2 separate regions of the Mus musculus genome follow, and region 2 is linked to region 1. A link is a loop called in an ENCODE intact Hi-C map of the cell type or tissue named here. Cell type or tissue: heart. All regions are shown on one strand.

Region 1 (8,000 bases):
GGATATTTAAGATATTTTAAAATAAAATCACAAATCTAATCATTCACCAATAAAATGTCAGCTTCCCTCAAATAAAGCAACTATCACAAAACTTTTCCACCCTTTAGAATAAAAAAAAAAATATGTAGTTCCTACTGCTAGCTACAAATAGACAGAAGAGAATTTGAGGTTCTAGACTTGCTTGTGCATGCATGCATGTAGGACACAAGGACACACGGGCAGGGCTGTGCGTAGGAAGGGATGGAACATTGGATGTTCCGTTACAGAATTTCATGGTTCTTGTTGGACACGTCACAAGCGAGGTGAGGACTGTTTGGGAAGCACTATCGGCTCTAATCCTCTCACAACTTCCTCTCTGCACTCTGCGCCCTCAGGGCTCTGCCCTGTACTTCCATCACCTGTCAGGCCTTCTCTGTCCTTGCTGTCCACTCAGTCCCCAGCTATCCCAGCTGTGCTATCTGGCTTTCCTTGACAACTGTTACCAGGATGCACACAGAGCATCCCTTTATCGCTTCTTTGACGCATACACTCCATACATTACCTTAAGCTCTGGAAAGAGAACTTACTTACACTGTGTATCTATAAGAAAGTTCTGACTGCAGAGTAGCTACTCAGTAAATCCTTGTTAATTGATCTACTATTGAAAACCATTCTCTTTCAAGTTGAATAACAAGGATTTTTAAAAAAAAAAGTCCTCCTTACTTAATTTAAATAAGGCTAAAAATGATTAGAATTGATAAGGCTTACCAGACACCTGGTCTAAGCGCAGCAGTGTGGGGGTTTCACAATATTTGGTTACACTTTTTTCGTTGTTCAGTTTCCCCCTTCCAATTAGCTGAAGGGCTAAAAACACATGAAAGGTTCTTCGCGGGGTGTTTCTGAACCCACAGAATTTATCATTATTAGTAACAATCTACTGAGCACAATCAAATGGGAGCTATAAATAAAGACCACATGGTCTAATAAGAATTCACAGGCACATGCCTGTCCTCTAAGAAGATATAGCTCACTTTGAAACCGAGCCTACCCATGGCTCAGTGCCTGACCCCTCAGGAAGCCCAAAATGAACTGTAAAATTTCCCACCTTCAGTTGCTATCTTGATATTTTCTACATTTTATCCTGCTTTCAAAATCCACTACAAATTCCTCCTTTCTTCTCCATCTACAGAGAACTATGTCTCTCCCCTCTTCTATAAACTGCAATTAAAGTGACACTTGTAAACACAACCGAGAATATCTGTTCTCATCACAACTCTGTCCCTTATCTTCTCCGCTAGGTCAAACTTATTGCTATACTGCTCCCAAGCTAATACAGGCAGGGAAAGCCTGCCAATCAAGTGCAATGAGTCTAGTTACCACAAAAGATGATTCTATTGTTCAATGTTAGCAGAAGTGAATTCATGTCCTTCACGAGAAAGGTGAATGGTTGAGAAGCATTAAATTAAAAATATCAAATAATCGAACCAAAAATATTTCGGCCCACAGATTTTTCTTAAACTAGTTTTATTTCATTTTAGTGTCTGTGTGTGTGTGTGTGTGTGTGTGTGTGTGTGTTTACCACAGCATGTGTGCAGAGGTTAGTGTCACATCTCTCTCTCTCTCTCTCTCTCTCTCTCTCTCTCTCTCTCTCTCTCTCTCTTTCTCTCTCTCTCTTTCTCTCTCTCTCTCCACTGTGGGGTCATGAAGAACCAACTCAGGTCATAAAGATTTGATGGAGAGACAATTTGCCCACCAATCCATCCCATTATCCCTGAAAACACTGTAATTTAAGATGTAAATGTTTGTGACCATGTCGTCAGCTACACTGAACCATCAACTCAAAGAAACATGTTATCTCTGCTTACAAATCAGCCTCAGAGGCTCTAATAAGTTCAGCTCAGTTATGGTTTTCCAAAACAAAATGCCAAATCTTTTAACACTGGCCAGTTCTCATAAACCATAAACTAGCTGCTGGTCTCTCAAATATAATGGCAGAATTTTAAAAGTTACTGGAATAAATGTCATCCTGGATACATTTTTTTTCTTGCCCTATAGGAAAATAATAGAAACCTCAATTTTATTAGAAAACTTTAACATTCCAAATGGCGTCAGAGTCGACTCACCCACAGATCCCAGGTCCAGTCCATATGTTGCAGACATTCCCACCCCCATAGCCCAGTTCCCAGAGATAGGAGGAAAAAAAAAAAAAGAACTTCACACAAGATCTGCTGACGTCAACAGAGTGTTTGCGTGCAAAGACAGTCTTGTGGATGTTAAAGACAGTGTGTTGTAACTTTTCTTAAGGCCTCAATTATTCAACAAAACCTCACTTCTAAAAAGGGGAGAGGGAATGTATCACTCTTTTTCAAGGAAGAAAGAAATACAAGTAAATCATGAACACTGCTTCAAAGTGTGCGCTTCAGCTAGAAGTCTGCATTACGATCTCGTCACTGCCTTAAACTTCACACAGCCATCTACGTGAACACAAACAGTGCCACACATCCCTAGGAGAAAAAATAATGACGAGGAAGCAAGGCAGGAAGTAGAGAATGACAAGGATCTACAATTTATGAAATTTACAGCCTTTTTCCCCCTTAGCTTCTTCCACATTTTTACTGATGCCAAATATCACCAAGGAATCTAAGTTCTTAGTTTTCTGGTTATCTGATGGATGTTACAGAGCATACAGCAAGCTACTGGTCCCAAATATAAAGAAATACTAAGTGTATTGTGTGTGTGTGTGTGTGTGTGTGTGTGTGTGTGTGTGTGTGTGTGCGCGCGCGCGTGCACTCGTAGAGAACAGTGAGAAAGCATTAAATACATAAATAAATAACTCTAAATCAAAGAGAGCCTGCCTGCCTCTTGAACGTCTATAATGAAGGCAGGGTAATTGGTTGTAGTGCACCCTTCTTATTAATGAAACCAAGGTTGCTCATGACTTGATTTATACATGAAGCAATTTAATAAAGCTTTAAGCAACACTCATGAAAGATAGTAGGATTTCTGTGTCCTGTTTAAGTAGCAGATATCTAAGTGCATCCGAAGAACTAAAACGGAGAGTAGTGCGTATCTAGGGTCAGGGTGAGTTGCCTGTAAGGAAACTATTTGTTTGTGTAGTGGTCAAGATTGTCCATTTCCTGCAGTATGCCTCTTCCTCCCAGACAGCAGACTGGGAAAACATCTCCCTGGTGAGAGTTGTTCTTGTTTGTAAAGCCGTACCAATTTTAAGTTCAAAATGAGGGCAGACATCTTCTTCCATATCTATATGAAAAGTAATCTTTTCATCCCAGGAAAGTGTATCACCCAAAGGAATCACAACACTGTGCTTTTGACACTGTTAAAAACAATGTCTGAACGACAGACGACTCTGTCTAACTGTCCAGAAGCTGATTGTCCTGCGCCGTTTACAACGTGATGAGGACAGGTCAGCTGACAAGTTATTTTGATCTGTTTCAGTTCCATAAACTGTGTATATAGTTCTGTTCTCAGGGCTGAAGCGATTAAAAAAATTGAAGAGGACAAACCCTCTGCCTCACTTCCCTAGTAGACTTTCACAAAGTTCCTTTAATACCCCCAAAGCAGTCGGGCCAGAAACAACACGGGATCTGCTCATCTTAGCTCTTATCACTTGTTTTGGTTTGGGTTGTTTGGGCTTGGGGTGGGGGCTGCAGGGGGAGGTATGTATGATATTGTTATTACGCGAGGGAAGAATTGTATTCTCCGATTTGAATTTTGCTCCTCTTGTCTTCCTGGCAGGTTTCATCTTTTCTCTGAACTCCCGGAAGACTTAATCCAGATCTTCCATAGGGCACATACATTGTCTTCCCTCTTGAAAAGTGTTTTCAGGTAAAGGACACACCTGTATGTTCATAATTACCATAGAATTAGATGCATACAAAGAGATTTTTTAAAAAAATGACCAACTCTTTTTTAGAACAGGAAGAGAGAAGAAATAACATGTTTGCCTACACATACATGTGGGTTTATACAGGCACATATATACACATGCAGACATGTATATGTGCAAATACACGCATTCATATTTGGCTTGTGAATATATTTAAAGACATGACCCCCCCCCCCAACACACATGCATATGCTCTCTCTCTCTCTCTCTCTCTCTCTCTCTCTCTCTCTCTCTCTCACACACACACACACACACACACACACAGAAGCAGTCTGGGAACCCCATGCGCCTCTCATACACTGTTTTACTTGTCTGGTTTCCCACTTTGCCCAGAGCACTAGGTAGGATTCTAAGGGAATGCGGCCTCTTCCTTTGTTCTGGTTACAGCTGTGTCTGTCTGAATGAGCTTTCCGAGGGCCTAGGGTAACGGTCTTGACCATAACTGCTCACAAGAAGCCATGAAAGGGTATGCAGGCAGCCACATGAACGCGATGCTCTTTAATTATGAGGTCCTATCGTGGAAGGAAGGCTGGCAGACAGGCAGACGCATTCCAATTACGCTAATACACCTTGTAAACATCAAATATTTTTAATCTGAGATTAAAGAGAGCCTGTATCCTCACAACACTCCTGAGACTGCGTCTCGGGGCCACTGCCCGTGCTGCTGGCGAAACAGGATTTCCTTTGGTCAAAATAGACTTTCAGAAGAATAACAGCCTCGAGTCGGGAGGCGGTCCCCACACAACTTCCACTGCAAGCTGTCCAAAACTTCAGATGCAGTTCTTAAAAAGCTTCAGAAAAGACAGTTCAAATTTTCCGGGGAAATTGATTAATGTCCTTGCTTTCCTCCAGAGACTGGTGGTGAGTTCTGTGCCCTTGGTTAGGGCTGGGCAGTTGTAGGACTTGATCTTACATTTGGTTCCTTCGTGAGTTACCTGCTTTTACTTGGTACCAGCCCCTGGGCTATAGACTGAGAAGGAAGTGTCCCAGCCACTTTCAGTCAGAGCTAGGGAGAGTGAGGCCAAGCCAATCTCAGGAAACAGTGATTAAACTGAATAAAACCATGTATGTGTAGGCCTCTGGTAGGCTATCATGACATGGAATACACACATACATACATACACACACATAAACGCACACATGCACATAAATACATATATGCACACATGTGCACACATACATGCATACACACATATATAATTCTGGTATTATATCACACGCTAGAGTTGCTATTAACTTTCACAGGGATAGAAATTTTCATTTAAATCACAAAATGTTTGAAACTCCTTCTGGTTTACTACCTGAAGGCTGAGATATCAAACTGCCACCAACTGGGTAGCTTACAAACAATAGAAGTATATCATCACAACTCCAGCAGTGAGGAGATTTAACATAACGGTATGTATGCTGATATAGAACGATTCTGTCTGTGAGAGCCACTTTCAAAGCACAGACAGCGCCTTTACATCTTAGCTCCGCAGAAAGGGTAAGATTGTCTCTCTGGCCTCTTAGCAGAATACCAATCCCATGTGTGAAGGCTCCACCCTCATGACCAGTTTAGCTTCTAATACCATCACCTTGGGAATTGGGATTTCAACCTAAGAATTTGGGAGGAGGATTAACTCTGTTGTTAAGAGCACTCACTGCTTTTGCAAAGGACCTGGGTTCAGTTCCCAACACCCACACAATGGCTCACAACCATTCATAATTCCAGTTCTAGGGGGATCCCCATGGGCACTAAACAAAACACTTACTCACATAAAATAAAATAAAATGAATCTAAAGTCAAATAAACTCCAGGGTAGTCAGAGCAAACCTGAAGAAAAAAAAAAGATTAGACCATAACACCTTCTTACACTAATCAACTGCCCGTGTTAGCAGTAATTCTTTGTAGATGAACTGAGGAAGAGTTGCCAAGGCAAAATAATTTTTATGCAAGCATAACAACTTTGGAATTCAAAATGTAGAAAAAGCAGGTGAGTTCTCGAAAACTATCCTGTATGAGTATGGACTTCTAATTCTTCAGCCATGTGAATCTAAACTTTTGTGTATCATTCCCTGAAAGTGAATGGTGTGTGTGTGTGTGTGTGTGTGTGTGTGTGTGTGTGTGTGTGTGTGTGTGTGTGTGTGTGAAAGGGGGAGAGGGGGAAAAAGAAGAAGAGAAGGAGGAGGAAAAGGAAGAAGAGGAAGAAAAGGGGAGAAAATGCAGTTGCATGTGGAAGGTAGAAGACAACTTCAAGTTCAGATTCCACCCACCCTCTGACTCCCTACACCCCACTCCCACCCCTACCCTGCCCCACAGGAAGGAGTTCCCCCAAGCCTAGAATGTGCCAATTTGACTAGGGTGAGTTACCAGGCAGCCTTACGAATGGACCCATTTCTGCCTCCCTCAGACTGGGATTGCAAGCAAGCATCCCCACACCAGCCTTGTCCTGGTTCTGAAGGACACAATGCAGATCCTTGCACTGCAAGGCAAGCTTTATTGACTGAGCTTCCTCCCTAGCCTTCAGAGGAGCAAGCTTTATGAGTGTCTTTACAGAGACCACTAACTGGTATAGTTATATGATAAATACCCCAACAACTATGCTTACTAACTTAAAGGGACCGTGATAAGTTCGTGGGATGGAAACACAAACTAGACAAATCCCCCAAGTTCAGACTGCTGATAGTTCAGTAGAGGAGAGTGATCAGAAAACATAAAATAAACATGCAAAAAACAATAAAACATAAAAATGATAGGTGATAATCACAGCATGAGCAGAGACCACAATACGGAAAACACACACAAAAGGGGAAACAGTTATCTTTACCCAGGCAGAAGTTTTAGCAGGCAGGGATGAGGGGATCAGGTTGTCTTGGCTTCAGTGACATTAGCCAGGGCTTTAAGAAATACAAAGAGAGCTGAGGAGTCTCTCATAATTAAAGCACTTCCCATGCAAGTAAGAGAATGCTTGCCTGTAATTCCAGAATCAGAGGCAGAGGTAGGGCATCTCTACTAGCTAATGACACTAACTACATTGGTAAGGTGGGCTCTGGATTTGATTGAAAGACTTTGCCTCAGAGGATAAATGGAAGGAATGATGGTGGAGAAAAATCACAGATATCAACCTCAGGCCTGAACATATATGCATACATGTGTGCACTAAATATGCCCACATGTATACAAACACACATACATGAAAAGAAGAACAATTAAGTTAAAAAGACATTCGTCAGGAAAAGTGAAAATCTATTCTAAGCAGCTATATTGATCAATAGAAAGCCAAATAGTGAGAAATGGCATAGATGAATAGGTAAAACTAGATGTCTTAAGACAAGAAAAGAACAGGGGGCCTTAAACACCATGCTAAAGAATCTCTACTCCATCCCATGCTTTTGTGGAATCACAGGAACTTAGAACACAACAGAGTCACTTAATCCGAAATGTGGTTCGGAGAGATGGGTCTGGGAAGAACAAGGCTGATTATAATGAAGCCCAGCAGAAAGCAGAGAGAGTAAATAGAAGACTATTGCCCAAGAACAGGGTAAGACCTAGGGCAATGAGCATGAAAATGGAGGAGACCAGAGCTGGAGCCAAACTTGTAAGGTTGGATCACAATCATGGTACGTCAGAAGAGGCCCTGGCTTGGGTGGTTCCTTGGTTCTTAGGTGCTGGGAGATGACTTGGGGGAATAACTTTTGGGTTGGTCTGTGGTGATGAGCTGAGGTTTGGACAGCTGCCATATATTCAGGTTTAAGATACAGGAAAGAGCTTGCTGGGGAATAAGTATATATCAGAGTCATCAATGTACAATACGGTGTGAAGGAATAAAGCCAGCTAGAAAGAACACATGGACAGAGAAGAGTCAAGAGTCAGGACTGTGGGTGGTGAGAGGAAGAGAGTCATCTCTTCTCACCGGGTACAGCCTCATCCCTGAGCCACACTTGATACGTTTTTTTTTTCCTTTTTTTTTTAAATTAGGTATTTTCCTCATTTACATTTCCAATGCTATCCCAAAAGTCCCCCATACCCTCCCCCCCCCCCCACTCCCCTACCCACCCACTCCCACCTTTTGGCCATGGCATTCCCCTGTACTGGGCCATATAAAGTTTGCGTGTCCAATGGGCCTCTCTT
Region 2 (8,000 bases), 100 kb after region 1:
AGCAACACTTTGGGTTTAGGAAACATTGAACGCCTAGTTGGAGTTAGGTAAAATCTAAACACAGTATCTTTTCTTTTCTCCCTCCCCCGCCCCCATGCCTCCCTAGGACAGAGTTTAAAGGCCTAAGCCACCACAACTGGCTTAAACATGGTATTCTTTTCTCTTTCGTAAATGGCTGAAAACACTGAAGATAGCCTTATATAATCTTTGTAGTTTGGTTACCTTCTTACCACAACTTACCACACATTATCAGGTAGGGTTCGGAATTTCCACTCATTATCACTAAAGTTTTAGATTTTAAAATCTAAAAGGATTACAGATTTTGTACTTAGAGATCCAAATACTCAACCTTATTCCTTCACTTGTCCTTCTCTTTTCCTCTCTTTGATGTGGCAAGCCCACTCTCACCCACCTGGGGCTTTGCTCTGGCTTCCCTGGGCCTAGATATTCTTCCTGTTTATCAACTTAGCTCACTGTCTCATGTCTTTGCTGAAAATGTCATATTTGCAATAAAGCCAATCCCGATTAGACTATCTAAAATCACCCTACCTATACCTGATACAATGCACTAATTTATTCAGTTTTTTTTTTTTTGTTTGCCAACAACCCCTTCCTTTCCACACTCATATAAGTTTGAGAACAAAGGTCAATTTTGCTCCTTCAGGTATCCAGTGCGCCTATAATAGCAGCTGGTACTCACTAGCATAGAACAGATGAATGGAGGCCGGGATGTAGTCAGGGCAGGAAGTAGAGAAAAGTAAAGCTAGAGAGAGCTAAAGAGGATTTGAATGCTGGGGCAAAGAGCTTAGGTTTTTATCTGGTAAGTAATGGGAAGCTTTAAAGGCAAGTGTCATGTTCAGATGTGCTTCTTAGATCAACCACTCAAGGAACGGCACTGGAGAGAAAGGTAATGGCAGAGCCTTGCTCTGAAGATGCTGCTGTAGCCAGAGAGGAGGCAAAGCAAGGAGCAGTGGGAAAAGAAGGGAAGAGACACATCCGTAGCATTGTAATAAGTTAAACTAGGCATGTCTTGATGGCTGCCACTGGGGAAGGAGAAAAGAACTCCCAGGACAATTCCCAGAGTTGCCCAATAGGGTAACTGGGAGGTTAAACTAAGTGACAGCTAGAATGGGGGGGTGGGGGTGGGGGTAGTCAGAGAGGTGATGGGTGTGTATATAAAGTGATATGTATGTTCATATATACATGTGTGTATCTATTTATAGTTAGAGAGATATAGAGAAATATATCTCTCTAAACATGTGGAAGACAAAATTTGGGACTCAGATCTCTCTCCCCCTCCCCCTCCTTCCAGAGATCCAACTTGGGGAGGGCACTATGCATGCTAATCAGTATAAGGACTCTAAAACGGGGGGGGGGGGGGGGAGCTACATCCCCAGCCCAGAGGTTGCATTTCTACCAAGCAGAAATTATACTAGTTTTAAAGAGAAAACAACTTTCATTTCCAGTCTCCACCTATGCTTGGTCCCCAAACCAGGGACCAAAACACAGCTGTTTTAAGTTAAAATTTTATATATCTGTTCTATGTGATTTTTTCCCCAGATAGCAAAAAAAAAAAAAGAATTTTTGTATGTAATTAGTTCTTATTCTAGATTGTATTTTATGATAGACATTCAGCTAACTACCCAGAGAAAATAATAGCGTTTCCCCCTAAAAGTCACCATGTTTAGTTGTGAAATAACTAGTAGTATAAGCCTAACTCTGTCATTTGGTAAAAGTGCATGGGAGAAGTTAAGAAAATTCAAAGGCACTATTATATATTCAAAACAAATTTGAGGAACTACTTTCAAAAGGACATGTAGTTAGCCAGTAGAAGTTACTTATCACAACACATGATTGAAGCAAATTGCTTTATGAGCTTTGCTTTCTCCTTAATCAAACTTCTACATGAAAATAAAAGAAAGGCCACTAGCACAGTCAGGTAAAACTCCATAGGAGGAGAGTAAACCCAATTGTAATAATAATCCATTGAGCGTTTATTTTGTACCAGAAACTATACTAGGTAATTGTCCACACTTTGTAAAGTTGGTTTCCTATTACTCTTTAGGAACACAAACAAAACAAAAACAAAGGACTCAGTTTAGAACCTGTTAAATGCCACCAAGTGGTGGAGACATCTTTTGAAAGAAGGCAAAGCAATTTTCTTTCTAAAACCCAATCTTCCTGTTACAACTTCCCTGGCTTGTTAAAGATGAAGGTGCTGCATAAGAAAAGAAAATGGACAAGGGAGGAAGGCAATTTGATGCTATGTGCCAGAACTTCACAGGTAAAATGTACAAAACGTTAACTAAGCTCTGTATAATAAACAACATGACCTGGACTATTGACTTCCAAGAGATGAGATTTCTTGGGCCATGGGGAGCATCTTAGAGGGTCAGCTGCACACAGATAATAGGTAAGCGCTGCGGAGTACGTGGGCAAACATTTTGGATTGCTTCTGAGTCACCCGCTGATCCCAGAGCTAGCAGAGACTATTCTTTGGATTTTTGCCTTACTAATGCCAAGCAAGTCACCCACGTGGGCTAACAAGAGGCCCTTTAACTTCAGTTAACCCAGCAAACTACATGGCAGGTTTTCCTTCTCATAAACAAAGGATTATATCAGGGTTTGAAGGATGGAGCTTCTACTTGTTTGAGACTTTTGCTTGCTATGCCCTGGCGGTGGGTGTCACTTCCCAGGACATTTCACGGACACAAAAGCTCAGACAGCTGTGCTCTTGTAAGGCGAGCAATCCGGTTTCCCCGCCAAGAACCGCTCCCCCACGCAACCTCCCTACTCCTCCCACGCTACCCCCAGCCATGAACGGGTTCGACTCGTTTCTCCTCCGACGTCTTCCTCTTGCACTGGTTGCCTCAAAAAAAAAAAATCTAAAAGAGCCAAAACAAAAAGTTATCATTCGTGCGTGAACCTCCAGCGCAGAAAGTGAAAGTGAGTGCCAGGTATGTGCAGTGCTCCGCGGACTGCGCGAGCGGCGGGAAGGGGCGGGGCGCGAGCGAGCGGAGTGCTGGTCACGTGGCTAGAGGCTGTCCAATCCTGGAGGTCCCAGGTTGGGACCCGACCGGGTCCTCCAGAGCCTTGCTCGCCGGTTGTAGGCGAGTTAGCCCGGCTGGTACTATGAGAATCAGAGCACAGAGTGGGTTGCAGCCCGGTGCGCTCCAGCCACCCCCCCAAAGTCCCCTCACATATTCACACGTCCACTGCTGGATGAGCCACCTTCCATCAGCTGCGGGAGCCGCTTGCACACGTGTGGCCAATGGACCCAGGAACGATGGGATTTCTAGCTCTGTTCTGCAGGCCAAAGAGGGAATCAGGACTGTGTGCCTCCTTCCATTAAAGCGAATGTGCACAATGATAACTGGAGGGAATCTGAAGTTTTGGGTTTCCAGAGCAAAATCCAATAAGTTCCGACGTTGCTGTTGCCATTTTTCCTATTTTGACAGACGCCAGAGGGGAGCTGAGTTACTGAAATACAGGGCAGGTAGCAGGATGCAACGTCAGTTCTTAGTAATATTTAAAGTGATATTTAGGTTTTTGGGTGGGGAGCATTCCACGATGCGAACTTGTGAAAGTCGGTTCTTTCCTTCCACTGTGTGGGAATGAACCCTGGTCTTCGGACTTGGCAGCAAGCGCCTTTACACACTGAGCCACCTCTCCAGCCTCTATAGAAAAATTTTTAAGTGACTGGACGTTTTTCCTCATAAAAATCTTAATACTTCATTCGGTGCTGTAATCTAAAAGAACCAAATTCCTCACTTGAGGTTAGATTTTTCCATAATCTCAAAGACTCCTGGGAACTGTGGCGTTGGCGTTTTTTAATCCCTAATATCTACCACAAAACAAAAGCTAGCTTTTCTTAGCTAAATAACAATGGGAAAACTGGTTTCAGCCACCTCTGAGCAGACAAACCCCCACCCCCAAAGCCCTCGTCACTCTCCAACCTGCCCTTAGGTATGTTTGTGTAATCAGAGACGGATTGTAGCTGCCTTGACGTTTCTCCCGAGAAAGCTTAGTTTGCATTCACCGAAGTTGCTTGTTTTGGGAGTTTGTTGAGGCACAGAAAACGTGCCACAGGGAAGACTGAAGGTTCTGCAGCCGGAGGTCGTCGGGAGCTGCCCGGGCTGCTCAGGTGTGCCGCTTAGGACTGCGAAGAGCCGTGGAACAGTGCAAGGTCTTTAAAACGTTACTCTTGCTACCTTAAGAAATGGGGTTTCAAAGAATGGAGCCGGGGTGGTGTTTAAATTAGGATATCAGTGTGGGGAAAGATTTCCAGTGTTGGGGACAGTAAACCAGAGGGGACCTCCTGTTGCTTCATTCCTCCGACGGCATTCATTATTTAAAAATTTAAAACGGGATGGAAGGGAAGACCTTAGATCTTTCCCTTCAGTCTGTGGATGGAAGGGAAGACCTTAGATCTTTCCCTTCAGTCTGTTCAAAGAAAACGTCGAATTTCGTGTCACCCGTTGGTTGATTAAACGCAGAATCGGATACACCTTATTTTGAAATGTAAACTTAATATAATGTCGGAAATTCTAAAAGGCCTGCCCCAACTGAACAGGGGCAATTACGTTTACTCTTCTTCGGTAGCGCAAAAACAGCACCCAAAGTTTTAGATGCTGGGAGAGGGACATGGGAGACAGAGAGCAGAGCGACTCTGGGGATGGGGATCAGGGGTGTCACACGTCCCAGATGCCACCATTAGGACACGGAGACTCGGTGGGAGGCTAGGGAGACAAGGTAAGACCCAGAGGAGGGAGAGTCCAGACTGGTTCAAATTGAAAAAGGAATTCGCAGCTAGCGGCTTGCAATTAGACTACGCAGTGCACGATTGCGCAAATTATTTTAAAGGCGGGAGGGGGGGCGGTGAGGCGGGGGAGGGGTGGACAGCTGTTCTGCAGGAACACTGGTGCTGCCAGACCCTCGAGTAGGTGAGAGGGAGCAGACACACCCTTTGTGCGTCTTCTTTGAACTGGAGCCCTTTCTTTAAAGTCACCAAAGAAGGAGTGAGTGGGTTTAGGATGACCCAGAGATTGCTTTCGTTCGGAGATAAAGAGAACCAAGGGTGCTGACAGAGACCCTAAGGATACCAGAGGGATCTTTCTGTGTCGCGTCCCTCCAGGCTCAGGGAGGAATGGGTTGTGCAGACAAACTTTCCGAGAACTCCTGGCCTGGCCCGGAGTTCCCGCTGTCACTGGCTAGGGTGCTGCCTGCCACTTCCTAAGTGCAGAGCAGATTCTGCCGCGTGGATGGCTGCTGGGCTTGCAATCTAGTGTAATTGGTGAGCAAGCCAGGCAGTCTAAACCAGAGTCGGGGCTACTCGAGCTTTCCAGCCTTCGCACCTTCGCTAACCGCTAGCACCGCAATCGCGCTGAACTTAGGGGCGCAGAGCTGGAGGGGTGGCCCGGAGGGCAGCGCCTGGAGCTGCCAAGCTACCTTTTCCGATTTTTGAAATCCGGAGAGATGAGTCCTACTCAGGATGACACTTTTAAGTTCCTGGTTACGTCTCACCTTACTCGCACCTTTTTAGGTTCTCGGTTCCTGGCAAGCATAGAGGTTAGGCACAGGCAGAGGAGGGCTTGGGCAGGTGCCAGCTCTGAGTACCTACCCAGCGTGGTCACGTTCACTATGGGATCAATGAACCATGCGCTGCCTCTTTCACAAGCAGCCTGGGCGTTTTCTGCGAGGATTTACTTTTTTTTTTTTTTCCTTTCTTTTTAAAAGGAACCTTCAAGGATTACTATTTAAAGTTTTAAATGTTTTGATTCAACAGACACTTGTAAACAGAACAAAAGGGAAAGGCCTGACTTGAAACTGCTTTGCTTTGAAACTATTCTGCTTTGCTGAATAAAACAGCAGAGGAGGAATAATTGAGGGGGAAAAAAAAAACATTGGTTAAGTGAGTATTCAGCTGTAAATAAAGTAACAGGAAAGACCCAGTAAATAGGAAAAATAATAAAATAAACAGTAGATACACGACACAGACCGTTGGGAAGCTCTGTTCCCACTGAAAGCCTCTTTCTCCCAGGGAGGATATTTGTGGGGGAAAATTATTTGGTTATTTTCACAGTATTACAGCTCCCTTTGAATTAAACTTTTTTTTTTTTCATCAACTAGACTTAGTTCTTTAATTAGGAAGCACAATTGAGTTTCTAACAGATGTTGTCAGCCGCAAACTCTGATCCAAAATAATAGTGTAATTAGTTTGGGGGGGGGGGACATCTTTAGTTTATAAGGCCTGAAATTAAAATATGATGTTTTTAAACATTGTGGTACAAAGCCACCGGGAACATTTGTTCCAGAGTCTAGTAGTGGCACCACTTCCTGGTTCTGCCTTGGAAAAGTTTGCAGTAGGATGCTTAGGGCCCTTCTTATTCTAGACCTCTCTACATTTCCTTCAGCTCTTGGGAAATTCAATTTTAAAAAATGTTTCTGACTGAAAAAAAGTGAAATCCCTAAAACACAGCATGTTCCCAGTTGGTTAAGTTTGGTTTTTTAGTTGTTTTTTGTTTGTTTGTTTTATCATAAACTGACTGTCCTAGAGATGGCTAAGCAGGGTTTTTTGTTTTTGTTTTTGGCTAACTATAGTTTTTTTTTAAATATACATAATGTGAATTAATGTTAGCAAACTTTTTGTACCTTGAAATATAAACATAAATACAGATTTTTCTCTAATAGCTGTCTGAAAAATGAAATGTTTGCTAGCTTTTCTCTGTGGTAAAACTAGCAATCTGGCCTATCTGATTTGAATATAAGTATACGACATCAGGATAAACTAAACAGGACATTCTCCTGCATCTAGTTTTTGCTCTTACAGCTTGATGTTCTTCTAGACTCTATGCTGCACGGTACAGATTTGTCTTTATAAATTATCCATTTCGTACACATTACAAGGTGCAGGAAGTCAAGCTATTCTCTACAGTACTTAGCAAATCCACTGGCGAAAATTCTTATGGCTTAAACGGTGTTTTTAATACATGCCATGTTTCAAAAAGCATTTAGCAAAAATCAGTTTCTGTGTAAAAATAGCCTATCACCCTTTTGTGGATCTCAGTGCCTGTTTTCAATGTTTTTAAATGTTAAAGGCCAAGAGGACATTCATTACATTGTGCTGTCTGTGTCTTCTTCAGAACCCCTCTCCATTGGAGCCTTTTGGGTCCTCCTTATTTTCTAGTAACAATGCCTCTTAGGGACAGGTAGAGTTAAAATTACCCACTTTGGCAGACAGAAACTAGAATCCTTTGTTTCTGACACAAAGTAAACATTATTTTAACCAAATAGGCTATCTCCTGCCTTAGAGTCACACACTAGGTTTTGATTTGTCTTCTTTGGGTTACAAGAAAACAAACTTCTGCTCCAAACATAGCTGCTTGTTTTCAGACTGAGATTTCTTTAACTCTATGAGAATACTGTTCACTGACAGCTGATAGAGGTCTGAGCCTTAGAATCTTCCTAAGTGGGAAATCTAATATAAATGACACAGGGAGCAAAGACAAGGAACTTAGCACTCAAAAAATAAGTCCCATTGATAAATGTAAAGGTCATTGATAAATGAAAGCCGTTCACAAACAAGTTCCTTCATGCAGAATGAATGCTAGACCAGGGTTAAATGTGTCCTAAGTTATTTCTGTTTGTTTCCTCTTCAGTCTTATTATACCAATGTAATTTGATGTAGGTTTAATTGATAAAATGATTTCGGTCAGTTATAAACAAATGTTATTGGTCTGTCTCCTGGCACTTTGGTGTTGATCTATATATAGGAATAGCTCCGGGTAGCTCCCCTTGAAGGTTGCAGGTGATGATGTTAAAGTTCTCTGGGTTCTGCTGCCAGTGACTCCTCAGCCCTTCTAACACGGAAGTAGATCAGAGAGGTTGCCCTCAAAAAGTTCCTAGCCCATGCATTTTGCATTTTTGAAAGGAAAATTTTTGGATTGTTTCCTGATTTGTTGGGAATGATAAAGTCATCGGGGGCATCACAACTTCCTAGC

The links. Hi-C counts contacts between places; a loop is a spot of excess contacts. Peaks named below come from ENCODE experiments on the same cell type or tissue, not always from the same donor. Only the 100,000 strongest peaks of a DNase experiment are listed, where the experiment ranks them.
Region 2: it touches region 1 in a loop (2.9-fold over the local background); 2 of 42 quality-filtered maps call a loop at or near these places.

What each region holds. Positions count from the first base shown.
Region 1 is chr10:44,627,227-44,635,226 of GRCm38, reverse strand. All of the region lies in intron 2 of Gm35154 (a long non-coding RNA gene), which reads right to left. Among named protein-coding and RNA genes, the nearest start is that of Gm35154, 32 kb to the right of the region's middle. In heart, no CTCF peak of the experiment used is centred here; a DNase peak (open chromatin) is centred at 4,576; H3K27ac peaks cover 684 bases.
Region 2 is chr10:44,524,552-44,532,551 of GRCm38, reverse strand. It overlaps a transcript of Prdm1 not described here. Among named protein-coding and RNA genes, the nearest start is that of Prdm1, 70 kb to the right of the region's middle. In heart, no CTCF peak of the experiment used is centred here; DNase peaks (open chromatin) are centred at 3,041 and 5,261; H3K4me3 peaks cover 2,616 bases; H3K27ac peaks cover 1,126 bases; H3K27me3 peaks cover 3,990 bases.